2 separate regions of the Homo sapiens genome follow, and region 2 is linked to region 1. Evidence: chromatin contacts called from ENCODE Hi-C or POLR2A ChIA-PET data. All regions are on one chromosome and are shown on one strand. Each heading gives the region's core, a stretch centred on a gene start or an enhancer-like site at or near the end of the contact. The rest is flanking DNA. Distances are from core to core; before and after follow the strand shown. Region 1 overlaps ADK (adenosine kinase). Region 2 overlaps SAMD8 (sterile alpha motif domain containing 8).

The links. A loop is a pair of places that touch in the nucleus more often than their neighbours do. ChIA-PET counts read pairs that join two places held with the same protein, here RNA polymerase II (POLR2A). Pooled maps may share reads with other maps.
Region 2: a loop to region 1 is called in a pooled map, with 6 times the contacts of the local background. The contact joins two enhancer-like sites. A Hi-C loop is called at or near these places in 3 of 50 pooled maps. POLR2A ChIA-PET finds 5 or more read pairs at or near these places in 2 of 52 experiments (OCI-LY7 and T-cell).

Annotation. Positions count from the first base shown.
Region 1 is chr10:74,581,971-74,588,857 of GRCh38, reverse strand. The region is part of intron 7 of ADK (adenosine kinase); the gene reads right to left. Among named protein-coding and RNA genes, the nearest start is that of ADK-AS1, 56 kb to the right of the region's middle. RefSeq lists an enhancer at 3,165-3,334. Within about 2 kb of position 3,262, at least 13 of the 41 ENCODE cell types and tissues checked have a DNase peak (open chromatin) inside an H3K27ac peak, as active enhancers do; they include OCI-LY7, where a contact is called at or near this core.
Region 2 is chr10:75,165,090-75,172,325 of GRCh38, reverse strand. It overlaps SAMD8 (sterile alpha motif domain containing 8), which reads right to left. Exons shown (of 6, transcript NM_001174156.2): 4 at 3,668-3,785. Among named protein-coding and RNA genes, the nearest start is that of VDAC2, 42 kb to the left of the region's middle. Within about 2 kb of position 5,830, at least 5 of the 41 ENCODE cell types and tissues checked have a DNase peak (open chromatin) inside an H3K27ac peak, as active enhancers do; they include OCI-LY7, where a contact is called at or near this core.

The DNA of each region.
Region 1 (6,887 bases), core at 2,013-4,512:
AACGAAATTTATGCAGGCAAGGATCCTCAGTAGATGTTAAACTCATTGGGTAAAAAGGATGATAGGGAACTGGGTATTTCCATGGAATCAAAGTATCTCAGATTATATGCTGGTCACGGGAGCAAAGCATAACTTTATAATGGAAGGATCAAGCTGTCATCACTTTAACCCAGTGATCGATGCTATCACTTATCATCACTAATAGTGGGATCACCAAATATTCTTTGCCTTCTGTTGTGATGCAGTGTGAAGTTCACACCATCACCTATAAAGTATTCTAACCTAAATACTTTAATATGAATTAATCAAAACTTTAGTCCAGTAACTTGCAGTCTATAAGAAATACAGAGGATAGGGGAACAAGTTAAAGTATACACAGAGAAAGCAACTGAAAACATTCATAGGGTAGGACATTCTGTAGGACAACTAGCTTAATGTTTTTAACAAGTCAATGTAATGTAAAGTAGAAAAGGGAAAATGACCAAGAACAATGTATAAACCTTAATTGGTTTATACAAACCAGCTATAAAAGACATTTTTGGGACAAGGGGAGAAATTTGAATCTGAAATGAAAATTAGGTAATATTAGGAATTATCAGTTTGATTTTAAAAGTCCTTAATTCTTAAGATGAATCCTGAGGTATTTAGAAATGAAATGTCATGATATATGTAATTTATTTTAGAATACTGCAGAAAAAAATTAAAATGAAGCAAAAGTGGCAAAATGTTAACAAGTGTTAAATCTAGATGTATGTGCTATGTAGGGGTCCAATGTCTCCTTTTTTGTTTGAAATTTTTTATAATAAACAGTCCAAAAATCCTCTTTAATATAAGATGACAGGGTAAAAACAGTTGAGCATTAAAAATATGTATGGTTAAAAAATTTTAATATGCAAAGTTCTTCTAGATTTTAAATATCTTAAGGACACAATCTAATGATTATTATATACCCTAAGGCTCTTATAACAGGTTACTAAATGACAAAAATACATATGTGTAATCAAATCCTTTCCCTTTCTTCACTCTTTGTGCTTATACTTTAATTTTAGGACAGATAGAAAAGGGAGGCAATATTACTTTTCAACTCTACTTCCCTCTTGAAAATGAAAAAAAAAAAAAACTGCAGACAACTGTCAAGAGTCTCTACATCTTAACTCACATTCTTCCAAAATTATCTTTGCCAAGAGATATTAATAGAAGGATGGGATTTGAGCCTGAGTAGTGAGCAGATCCAACTCAACTAAAACGACTGTAGCATCAAGCCATGTAAGGCAGAAAGTACAGTCAGTGTCTTCAGCAGAAATTTGGGAAAACATTGGGAAAAAAATACATGTATGCACCTATGGTCCAATGTACTAATAACATATAGGTTAGAGAACCATTTTGAGGATTTAGAAAGGTCAAAATGTATGATTACAGCTAAACACTGAAGTCAACAGGAAGTGTTAAGTTGAAAGTACAACTCCTTACGCTATTTACTAGAGAAACATAAGCCTGACCAAGTTACCCTTAGTTCATGTAGACAAAAATAAGCAAATAAATATTGATCTTGACAACTGGTCAATTTGTGCAAGCAAGGTTAGAACTTTGTACATCACATAGTCAGTAACATTTGCTGGCGGTGATATCAAGGAATAGGAAAAGGTTCAAAAGCTATTGATGTAGTGCTTCCCAAGCTGTCACTCTGAACCAAGCAAATTCTTATATGAAAAAGACAACAAAAAAGCTATACTAGAACCACTTATTTATATGGAACTTCATCAGAGACATGAGAGAACCCCAGGGGACTGTAAGACAAAGTTCAAAGGAAGAATGTGTAGGACTAAAATTGCACTAAGCCATAAATGCTCAAAATTCACATACAGTAAAATTTTTTTAATGTCCAGTTTTGCTCAAATATAAGAAATTAACTGTAAAAAATTTATGTGTGTGTATATGTATATATATGTGTATATAAATATGTGTGTGTGTATATATATACATATATATTTTTTTTTTTTTTTGAGACAGAGCTTTGCTCTTGTAGCCCTGGCTGGAGTGCAGTGGTGCGATCTCAGCTCATTGCAACCTCCGCCTCCTGGGTTAAAGGTATTCTCCTGCCTCAGCCTCCCGAGTAGCTGGAACTACAGGTGTGTGCCACCATGCCCAGCTAATTTTGTATTTTTAGCAGAGATGGGGGTTTCACCATATTGATCAGGCTGGTCTCGAACTCCTGACCTCAGGTGATCCACCTGCCTTGGCCTTCCAAAGTTCTGGGATTACAGGTATGAGTTACTATGCCCAGCCCAAAAAAATTATTTTTAAAAATTAACTGTGATCTGTTATGGTATGGAGCTGACTAACTGCAAGAAGACACATATATAAATGTCAAATCATTATCTTTTAAGGAAACCAGGCCCTAGGACACTTCCATGTCTGTAAACTATTTCAAGCATCAACATATTTCTGACTGAGGAAAGATGTACTTAAAAAAAGTCAACTCAATTTTTTGTCTTAGTGCCCCCTCACACAGGTTTGCTGAGCTGTGCCCTATCACTAGAAAAGCTAAGCTTGTTGTTCTGTGGCTTAAAATGATCTTATCTTCTGACTTCCTCCCACCTTCCTCTGATCTTGGACTGGTGCCCCAAGTCACTCCATTAGAGAAGGCAGCTGGCTCATATCACTGCAGACTTTCCCACAGCTAACCTCTGATCTGAAGGTGTTTGTAGGTACAATGATGGAACAACATTTATTTTTCCCTGTCAGCAAAACAAACAAAACAACACGGGGGAACAGTTTGACCCAGTAAGAATTGTAAGCAGAATTTTAGTTGTCAGATTCATGACATGCAGAGGCAGAAAGAAAAGACATTAGGTCAGAAAGTAAGGAAGAAAGAATAGGCATAGTTGGTGGGCAGAAGAGCAAGACAGGTTCCAAATATCAGAGATAATTCCAAGTGAACTGATCGCACTAAATTGAAAAGGACTTTTTAGTGTGCCTTTGCAGTAAAAGTGAGAAAAGAAAACAAGCAAGTCCCCATCTGTGCTGCCCCAGGGCGCCTCGTACTGAGTTTCACAAATCTAATGAAGCAGTCAGGTTAAAATCCAACCACAGAGTGGATGTGACATGTGGAGAACAGCTCGGGTTAGAATAGAAAAGCAGGGCGGTTCCTAATGCAGGTGATTATCCGTGTGATAATCATTATATTTACAGGCTTTCCATTTTAGATCTGACATCAAAAATCACAAAGGAGGAGGGATTAAGGAAATAAACAACCGACACAGAGGCTTTCCTGCTCCCCTGAGAGTACAGCACTTTCATTCATGCATGACAAGCAACAAAAGCAAAACTAAACAGGCCAGGAAAGAGTATTTCTGAGAAGGCTGGATTTCACATTAACGCTTTTTTTCCATTTTGATAACTTTCACTATTACTCAGTTTCTCAGTCAGGTCACATTTTCAGAATCAGTTCTCATTGTTGTCTATGCTATAATACAGTATCATTTTTGGTTTACAATGAATGATACTCACATAATATGTCCTTTACAAAAACAGACCCATTTTTTCCTTCCTGGAATTGAGTGTTGTGAATAAAATGACATATAATTAAAGTCTTAGACTCTCATCTATACCACACCACTTAGGTTTTGCAGTAGGCTTGCTGCTTCAGCAACCAGGGTAAAACAACAACCAAATATAGTTTTTGAATGGAGGTTAGGGAAAAACTATGTTAATCAGATTAATGAAAACTATGGAATACTTACATTAAGAGCTATTTAAAGGGATCAGCAAGCCACTATTAAAAAGCACAATCCTCAGATTATGCAGGAAAGGAAAGAAACTCAAGTGCATGTTTGCGTATATGAAAGACAACTATGGAGGAGAAAACTTTCTCTATATTTCATCTGATAACACAAGTTCTTACTTATAAAGTAGAATTATCTATAATCAATATTAAACTAAAACCATAACTTGCCCATACTCACTGCAATTCCAATTATTTGTTACTAGTTATATAGAAACACAATGATTTCTGTATACTGACAAGCCAAGGGGGAATGGAGCCACCAGACCAGGTCTGTTTTCTTACTTTGCTTCTTCATCTCTCCATGCAACAAACATTTACCTCCTAAGTGTAGTTTTAGGCTGCTAGCATCTGTGTACATGTGTGTCATTGCTACAGCTGTTACAGGCCTTATAATGATATTAGACTTTGACTCAATAATACTATAACTCCTAAACGGAGTGGTATAGGTTAGAGATTAAGACAGGGGGGTGTCTGTCTTTCTCTACATATATGTATAAAAATCTCTGTATAATAAAAATTCATATAATTGTATATAAATTTAGAGGTATAATATTCTCCTTGAATGGCTTTAAGTGCAACATAGTACTGGTAGGAAGCAATTATAGCCAATGGAAAGAGTACAGGGTCTAGAATCAAAAGGCCTACACTAAGGTCCCAGTTTTACAAATTATTTGCTATGTAATCTTGAGCCAGTCACTCAGTACATCAATTTCTTCATCAATAACATTGGGGTTAACCATACCTATTTCGTTGCATTGTTGCTAGGAATAAATGAAATACTTTATGTGAAACTGAAATCATTTTGCCTATTGAATTCAAGTTCTTGTTAAGATCTCAGGATAAACAAATGAGTGTCAGAGCACCTAGAGTACTTTAATGATCTGTCCCATCTGTGGATTATATGTGTAGGAGGCAGTCTTCAAAATGGTTTTCAATGATCCTTGAACCTGGTATTCAAATCCTTGTACATTCTCCTCCCCTTGAATGTGCTCTAGACCTAGTGACTTGCTTTAACAAATATATGACAAAAGTGATGGTATGTTTTGTTCATCTTCTTGATCACAAGCCTTCTCTCTCTGAGCCCTCGCTCTAGGAGAAATAAGTTGCAATGTTGTGAGGACTATGGAGTGGTGCATGATCAATAACCAGTGAGGATCTGAGGGCTGTGACCGGACATGAGTGGGCTTGGAAGAAGATCCTCCCCTAGCTGAGCAGCAAGATGACTACAAACCTGGTTGACACCTTTATTAAAAGTCTTATGAGAGCCAGAGGCACCAAGCTAAGTAAGCAGTGCCTGGATTCCCTATCCCACATTTTATACATGAGGTTAACAAGAAAAACTCAGGTAATTTCACATTCAAATTATGTTAATAAAAACTTCAAAGTGGCCAGGTGCAGTGGCTCATGCCTGTAATCCCAACATTTTGGGAGGCTGAGGTGGGAGGATTGCTTGTGTCCAGGAATTTGAGACATGCCTGGGCAACATAGCAAGACAACAAAAACCAAAACTTCAAAGCAAGTGTGGTCAGCAAATCAGAGGGTAAGCAAATTCTGGAAAGAAAATTTAGATATATGCTATCTAAATGGCTTTGTATACCTGATTATGGTCAACCATTTCTTCAACACAGATTAACCGGGAGATATTATCCTTTGCATGAAATTTATTTGAAGTTTTAATTCACAATGTCTTCTGTTATTCTGAAGCAATGATTGTTTCTGACACTAAAATAAGAGTATTAAATAGTGCTAGAATCCTCAGGTGAGAAAAACAATATTGAGTCAAAGTCTCCTACCACTAGAATGTCTGCAACAGCTGTAGCAGTGACATAACTAAGTCATGCTGAAATTTAACAATAAAGAACTATCCACTGTGTATTTCTTTTCATACAATATATCACAACATAAAGACTTATACTGCTAAAGCTTCTAAATATTTTCTCATGCTGTCCTTCAAACTATGAGTTACCTTTACTTTATGTTATCTATCAAACCATTTATATACTTTCTTATGATACCACGTTAGTATTATACTATTTTAACTTATGCATTATTTCTGATAAGGAAAAACTTTAATTTGTAAATAAAGTAACTGAAGGCTGGAGAAATTTGTTGCATAAAATGTGAGTCTGGGAACCCCTTTTAAGAGAAATTTCATTCACAAAAGTATCTCTACTAGCTTTTCCAAAGAATATATCATATAACTTTTTGGAGATTTTCAACCTGTGCTCTGACATTTGTTACCATATGCTTCCCGTCTACAGAATGCTGAATAAAAATATTATTTAACATTTTATTGAGTGCCAAAAACTCTATGGGGCAATGCACAGCTATAAAGACACTCATGCCTCTATCCAATAGGTTTATAATAAAAATTAGATAAACAGTATATAAATTATACCTCAATAAACATAACTGAAAAAAATTAAGCAGCCAAAACACAGGCAAAAAAATAAAGTGCAGTTTACAAGAAACTTAACTGTTTCACAAAGTGATTAACTGACTTGTCTATTCTAGCAAGGAGAGTTGTTCATTCCCACTTTTAAGCATATTTAATCTGGTAACTAAAGAACAAATTAAGTTAGGAAAAAGTGCTTCATCAAAACGTAAGACAGACAAGCTACTTAGACTAATTTCTTTCAGAACAACCCAAGTTTTTAGTATTAAAGAACAAGAAGAAAGAGGCTAGCATAAGAAAAATGTTAGGATAGTAGCCCTATTATTGGGAATTTTATTTCCATTTTTATTTTTTATTTTTTTTTTGAGATTGGGTCTCACTCTGTTGCCCAGGATGGAATACAGTGGCAGGATCACAGCTTACTTTAGCCTCAACCTCCCAGGCTCACCTCAGCCTCCCAAACAGTTGGCACTACAGGTATGCACCACCATGCTCAGCTAATTTTTGTATTTTTTTGTAGAGACAGGGTTTTGCCATGTTGCCCAGGCAGGTTATTTCCATTTTTAATGAGATAATACGTGGTTGGTATAAAGAAGACATTCAATGAATGTCAGTTCTTTTCCTTTCTATCATTGGATTCTCACGAAACCCCTAAAAATTAGCATTATTTTTATCTTACAGATGAAAATTTGAAGGTTCAGAGAG
Region 2 (7,236 bases), core at 4,581-7,080, 580 kb before region 1:
TAAAATCTCCCCTAATCAACTAGAATACTATTTGGGTGAAACGCTTCATACCATGTACACAGCATACTATTTTGAAGAAACTGCGCACACCATGCACAGAAACAAATTCAAAATAAATTAAACATGTAAAATATAAAAAAATAAGAACATAAAAGCATTAGATATTACCTTTCATCAATCAGAATGGCACTGCTGGCAAGAGGGTGAGAAAGCTGACACGCATACATGTTGGCAGTAGTGAAAAACTCATCTTTTCAAGTGTGTATTTCAGCAACACATACCACTTTTTTTTTTTTTTTTGAGATGGAGTCTCGCTCTGTCACCCAGGCTGGAGTGCAGTGGTGTGATCTCAGCTCACTGCAGCCTCTGCCTCCCAGGTTCAAGTGATTCTTCTGCCTCAGCCTCCCGAGTAGCTGGGATTACAGGTGCCCGCCACCATGCCCAGCTAATTATTTGTATTTTTAGTAGAGATGGGGTTTCATCATGTTGGCCAGCCTGGTCTTGAACTCCTGGCCTCAAGTGATCCGCCCACCTTGGACTCCCAAAGTGCTGGGATTACAGGCATGAGCCACCTTGTCTAGCCCATATTATATTTTTTAATGTGCATGTCCTTTAATTCTATAATTTTACTTGCAATAATTTATCTTAAGGAGATAACTGAGTAAGTGCAAAAGCACAATGTACAAGAATGTTTACTATAGCACTGTTTATAAATACTAAAATTTTGAAACAACCAAAATGTACATCATTTGGAGCCTGGTATCCACAATGGAATACTGTTAAAAAGATGAATATGACCACATGTACTTCTTCAGAAAAAAGTAAACAACATACTATTAAATGAAAAATAGGCTAAAGAGGCTGGGCGCGATGGCTCACGCCTGTAATCTCAGCACTTTGGGAGGCCAAGGCGGGCGGATCATGAGGTCAGGAGATCGAGACCATCCTGGCTAACACAGTGAAACCCCGTCTCTACTAAAAATACAAAAAAATTAGCCATGCATGGTGGCGGGCGCCTGTAGTCCCAGCTACTCGGGAGGCTGAGGCAGGAGAATGGCATGAACCTGGGAGGCAGAGTTTGCAGTGAGCCGAGATTGTGCCACTGCACTCCCGCCTGAGTGACACAGCGAGACTCCATCTCAAAAAAAAAAAAAAAAAAAAAAAAGAAAAAGAAAGAAAGAAAGAAAAGGAAAACTAGGTTAAAGAACAATGTTTGCAATATAATCCTACCTTGTTTCAAAAGTATCTATGAAAACTTATATGAGGGCCAGGCGCTGTGGCTCACACCTGTAATCCCAACACTTTGGGAGGCCAAGGCGGGTGGATCACCTGAGGTCAGGAGTTCGAGACCAGCCTGGCCAACATGGAGAAACCCCATCTCTACTAAAAATACAAAAAATAGCCAGGTGTGATGGTCCCAGCTACTCGGGAGGCTGAGGCAGGAGAATGGCTTGAACTTGGGAAGAGGAGGTTGCAGTGAGCCAAGACTGTGCCACACTACTCCAGCCTGGGCGACTGGGAAAGACTCCACCTCAAAAAAAAAAAAAAAAAAAAACCCAAAAAAACTTATATGAGTGTGTAAGTATGCTTAAAAATGGTCTGTGTGGCTATACACACAACTGTTAACTGTATTATTTATAGGGTGTGGTAAAAAAGAATCAGGTGAATTTTTACTTTTTAATATATACATTTCTATATAATTTGAATTTTTATAATAAACATATAATTTTATAATTTGAAAAAATTACTTTTCCTTTTTGGAAAAAGAAAAAAAGACCTCAAAACAGCTTTTACCTTAAAAATAAAACATTTCCTTTACATGAAATCCTGTGTCATATCAACCCTTCCCCCTTTCTTACTGGTCAGTCTAAGCCTTCCTAATACCAGGAGAAAGTTTTGTCACCCTTCAGCTCAGGGGTATATTTTTAGCTCTTGATCTCCTTTGGCTGCTTAATCTTCCCTTGTTGGCATTTCAGCTATGATATTGCAGTACAAGAAGTGAACGTGAATGCTGTTACAAACAACATTAAAATAATTACAAAGGTGTTAACACATACATTTATTTGAATATGTGAGAACACAGAATTAAAGCATAGAGGCCTAGAAAAGTAGAGTTCTTTTGTCCAAATTTGTATATAATTTGGACAAAATTCTTTGCAAATTTGTATACAGATTTTAGCCAATTTTGTATATAAAGTACAGGCGATTTTAACAGTCTTATTTTGTTCCCATCTGCATAATTTCTTCTGTTTAATGAGAAGAGATGTCTACAGTACACCAAAACAAATCCACAAAATATAAAATGAAAACCAAAAGTCAGCCATTATTTTGTTTATCTCAGAAAGAGTAAAGTTTAGAGTGCTGAGTATGTCGTCAAACTGCAACTTTCTTTTTGTTTGTTTGTTTGTTTTGTTTTGAGATGCAGATTCACTCTTGTTGCCCAGGCTGGAGTACAATGGTGCCATCTTGGCTCACTGCAACCTCCGCCTCCTGGGTTCAAGTGACTCTCATGCCTCAGCCTTCCGAGTACCTGGGATTACAGGTGCCCGTCACCACGACCAGGTAATTTTCTGTATTTTTAGTAGACTGCACCATGTTGGCCACGCTGGGTCTTTAACTCCTGACCTCAGGTGATCCACCCGCCTTGGCCTCCCAAAGTGCTGGGATTACAGGCGTGAGCCACTGCACCTGGCCGGCAACATTTTTAAAGGAGTGAGGAGGACAGTGAAGGAACCAGAGCATGCCATATGAGAAACTTTTAAAATGCTAAGGATGGTGGGAAAGGGAAAATGATAATTGAAAGAAAATTGTTTTCTTTCTTTCTTTCTTTCTTTCTTTGTTTTTGAGACAGAGTCTTGCTCTGTTGCCCAGGCTAGAGTGCAGTGGTGCGATCTCGGCTCACTACAACCTCCGCCTCCCAGGTTCAAGCGATTGAACCTCAGCCTCCCGAGTAGCTGGGATTACAGGCGTCCACCACTGCACCTGGCTAATTTTTGTATTTTTAGTAGAGATGGGGTTTAACCATCTTGGCCAGGCTGGTCTCAAACTCCTGACCTCGTGATCCACCCACCTTGGCCTCCCAAAGTGCTGGGATTACAGGCATGAGCCACTGCGCCCGGCCAAAATAAAAACTTTTTTTTTTTTTTTTTTTTTTTTGAGATGGAGTCTCGCTCTGTTGCCCAGGCTGGAGTGCAGTGGCACGATCTCAGCTCATTGCAACCTCCACCTCCCGGGTTCAAGCAATTCTCTGCCTCAGCCTCCTGAGTAGCTGGGATTACAAGTGCCCACCACCACGCCCAACTAATTTTTGTATTTTTAGTAGAGACGGAGTTTCACCATCTTGGCCCAGCTGGTCTTGAACTTCTGACCTCATGATCCGCCCGCCTCGGCCTCCCAAAGTGCTGGGATTACAGGCATGAGCCACTGCGCCCGGCCGAAAGAAACTTGTTTTCTATAGCTCCATAGCATAGAACGAGTTTCAACAGAAATAAGAGAGAGGTAGAATCTGGCTTAAGACTTTTACCAAATTATTTCTATAGTTTTTTTTATAGACATTGCAGATACTAAAAAGCACATTTTAATACTATAAGCAAAATCTTAGCCCTATTGCATATAGTGTGCCATCAACCCACCAAAAACAAGAATGATAAAGAAGGTAGCAGGCTACCTTTCCAGTACACTGCAGGTGTTGTCCTGGCACGGAGAGGGAGGTCACAAACATGGTAAAGCAGCGAAGCAAGAATACAGTTCCCATCAGACTACAGAGCCTTCGCAGAAGTATTGACCTGTAACAGATCAACCAAAAAGGGGGAAAGATCAGAAGAAAACAAACCAAAAAACCCCAGGCATCAAATATTTACTTCAAGGAAGAGCAAACAGAAAAATCACTAGACTCTTTGAAGAGGACAGAAATCTTAAAGACCATCAAAAGCATCGTTGTCCAACAGAATTCTCTGCAATGACGGAAATGTTCCATATACTGTCCAAGAAGCTATTTATATACTATGTGGATCTTACGGACTTGAAATGTGGCCAGTATGACTGAGGAACTGAGTTTTAAATTTTATTTCATTTTAGTTAATTTAAATTTTGCCATAATGAACAATACAGACCTAAATTAGATTCTAAGAGCATCATTTCACTGATAAGAAAATATGGCTAAGAGTCCAGGCGTGGTGGTGTGTGCCTGTAATCCCAGCTACTTGAGAGGCTGAGGCAGGAGAATCACTTGAACCCGGGAGGTGGAGGTTGCAGTGAGCCAAGACTGCGCCATTGCACTCCAGCCTGGGCAACAATAGTGAAACTCCGTCTCAAAAAAAAAGAAAATATGGCTAAAAGAAAGTAAAAGAGTTATACAAGACAGAAGACAAGTAAGCCTGGTGTTAGTCCTATTACTGAAAATTGCTCTTAAATTATTTATAAGAGATAAAGTTGGCCGAGGATGGTGGCTCATGCTTGTAATTGCAGCCCTTTGGGAGGCCAAGGTGGGAGGATTGCTTGAGTCCAAAAGTTTGACAACAGCTTGGGCAACATAACCAGACCTCATCTCTACAAATAATTTAAAAATGAGCTGGATGTGGTGGTGCACACCTGTGATCCCAGCTACTTGAGAGGCTGAGGTGGGAGGGTTGCTTGGGCCTGGGAGTTGGAGGCTGCAGCAAGCTATGATTGTGCCACTGCACTCTAGCTTGGGTTACAGAATGAGACTTGTCTCAAAAAATAAAAATAAAAAACAAAAAAAGGAGGTAAAGTTAAACACCTGTGATTCCAGGGAATTTTTTGCTCATTAATAACACTGTAGGCTAGGTGCAGTGGCTCATGTCTATAATCCCAGAACTTTGGGAGACCAAGGCAGGAAGGAGGATCGCTTGAGACCAGCCTGGGCAACACAGTAACATCTTGTCTATAAAAAATTAGTCAGGCATGTTGGTGTGTATCTGCAGTCCTAGGCTGAGGGGAGAGGACTGATTGAGCCTAGGAGGTCAAGGATGCAGTGAGCCATGATCATGTCACTGTGCTCTAGCCTGGGTGACAGGGCAAGACCCTATCTCAAACAAAACAAAAAAACCCACTGTAAATTAGTTAATGATAGTAGCTATCGAATACTCATTCTAACTTCTCTTAACTTAAACTTAAGCTATAAAACACTATGTTTTAAAAAAAATGTTTATATCAAGTATATATCAAATAAAAATTCTGAGTAACTGTCACTTGGGTAATCATGAACTGCACTGTGACAACACCAGTACTGTTGGACTAATATTCCTGAGGACAGGGACCATACATCACATATTTTTGAAATGATCCTCCCACCCTCAGAGAAAGCACTGAACACAAGGCTAGGTATGTTTCAAGCATTAGTGTGCACTCCTGAGATGGAACCTAGGAATCTGCATTTTAACAAGCACCCAGGTGATTCTAATGAAAGTGGTACAAACACTTTGAGAAACACTTTCTTTGACTAAGTAAACATTAACACTTGGATTTAACGGGTTACCTCTATGCTTTGTTAAACCTACCAAGGTTTCCTGTAAGGTAAACTCCAGTTTTGAAGAGTAGATAAATTCAAGTTCATGAGATCTTGTGAGGCAAAGTTAACCAGAAAGCAGCAATGATACACATGTTTTAAAACCACCTCTGGTTTTAAGCAATCCAGAATTTAAAATATTGCTGCAAAACAGGACAAAATGGGAGAGAATATGGCTCAATGTGGCCTAAAAGTATGATAAGAATAGTAACCACCAACCTTTCTTTTCACCTTCAGAACACTGAAATAACTGCTGCTTAGGACCTAAAGCTCATCACTGTGGTTTACCTCAAGCACTTCCTGGTGAGGAGAAAGGTCAAAACCTCAAGCAACTACCCTTGTTCCTCTCTCCAGTGTTCCAAAGACAATGGAGAGCAGAAGCTACAATTTTTTTTTTTTTTAAGCAATCTCAAAAGCTCACATATCTACAGTTTTTTAAAAAGCCCCTCAGGAGCTCTTATGCAATATCTACTAATTTTATCTTTAAATTTTTTGTTTACAATGCCTTGTTTTTTACTTAAATCCACTAATTCTTCCTGCCCATTAAACTAGGAAAGGAGCCCCCCAGGCTTCCTTTTTTTAATTAAAAAATTTTTCCTGGCTGACTCTGGGTACACTGCCTGTGAGTTAGCCCTGCTCCACAAGAAGCAGTAAAAGTAAATAAAATGAAAGTAAATAAATTCTTTCGTCTATATTTTTTGGTGAAAGTGCCAAGACACACTTTCCAATTTAGCAACTTCCCATACCATCTGAAGTAAACCACACAGACTATATGTACATGTTGTACAAAATAATCTTTCTTTTTTTTTTTTTTTTTTTTTGGAGACAGGGTCTGGCTCTGTCACCCCACGCTGGAGTGCAGTGGCACAATCACAGCTCACTGCAACCTTGACCTCCTGGGCTCAAGCAATCCTCCCACCTCAGCCTCCTGAGAAGCTGGGACTATAGGCATGTGCCACCACACCTGGTTAATCTTTAAATTTTTTGTAGAGACAGGGTCTCCTCATGTTTCCCAGGCTGGTCTTGAACACCTGGGCTCAAGCAATCCTCCCACCTCAGCCTCCTAAAGTACTGGGGTTACAGGCATGTGCCACTGTGCCTGGCTAATAATCTTTTTTTTTTTTTTTTGAGACAGAGTCTCACTCTGTCGCCCAGGCTGGAGTGCAGTGGCACAATCTCGGCTCACTGCAAGCTCTGCCTCCTGGGTTCATGCCATTCTCCTGCCTCAGCCTCCCAAGTTAGCTGGGACTACAGGCACCCGCCACCATGCCCAGCTAATATTTTGTATTTTTAGTAGAGACAGGGTTTCACCGTGTTAGCCAGGATGGTCTCAATCTCCTGACCTCGTGATCCGCCTGCCTTGCCCTCCCAAAGTGCTGGGATTACAGGCATGAGCCACCGTGCCCGGCCAATAATCTCTTTTTTAATGGGCCTCCTCAAAGCAGAGAAAATTTCTTCCATCTAAACATGTGACCAAAGAATGTCCTTGGAAGAGTTTCTATCCTACAGAAAGTAACTTTTCCAGTTTGTTTCTAAGGAAAGAAAAGGCTTTCTTATCTCAGCTCACCACAATGTCCGACCCTGGGGTCCAAGCGATTCTCCTGCCTCAGCCTCCCAAGTAGCTGGGATTATAGGCATGCGCCACCACGCCCAGTTAATTTTGTATTTTTAGTAGAGACGGGATTTCTCCATGTTGGTCAGGCTGGTCT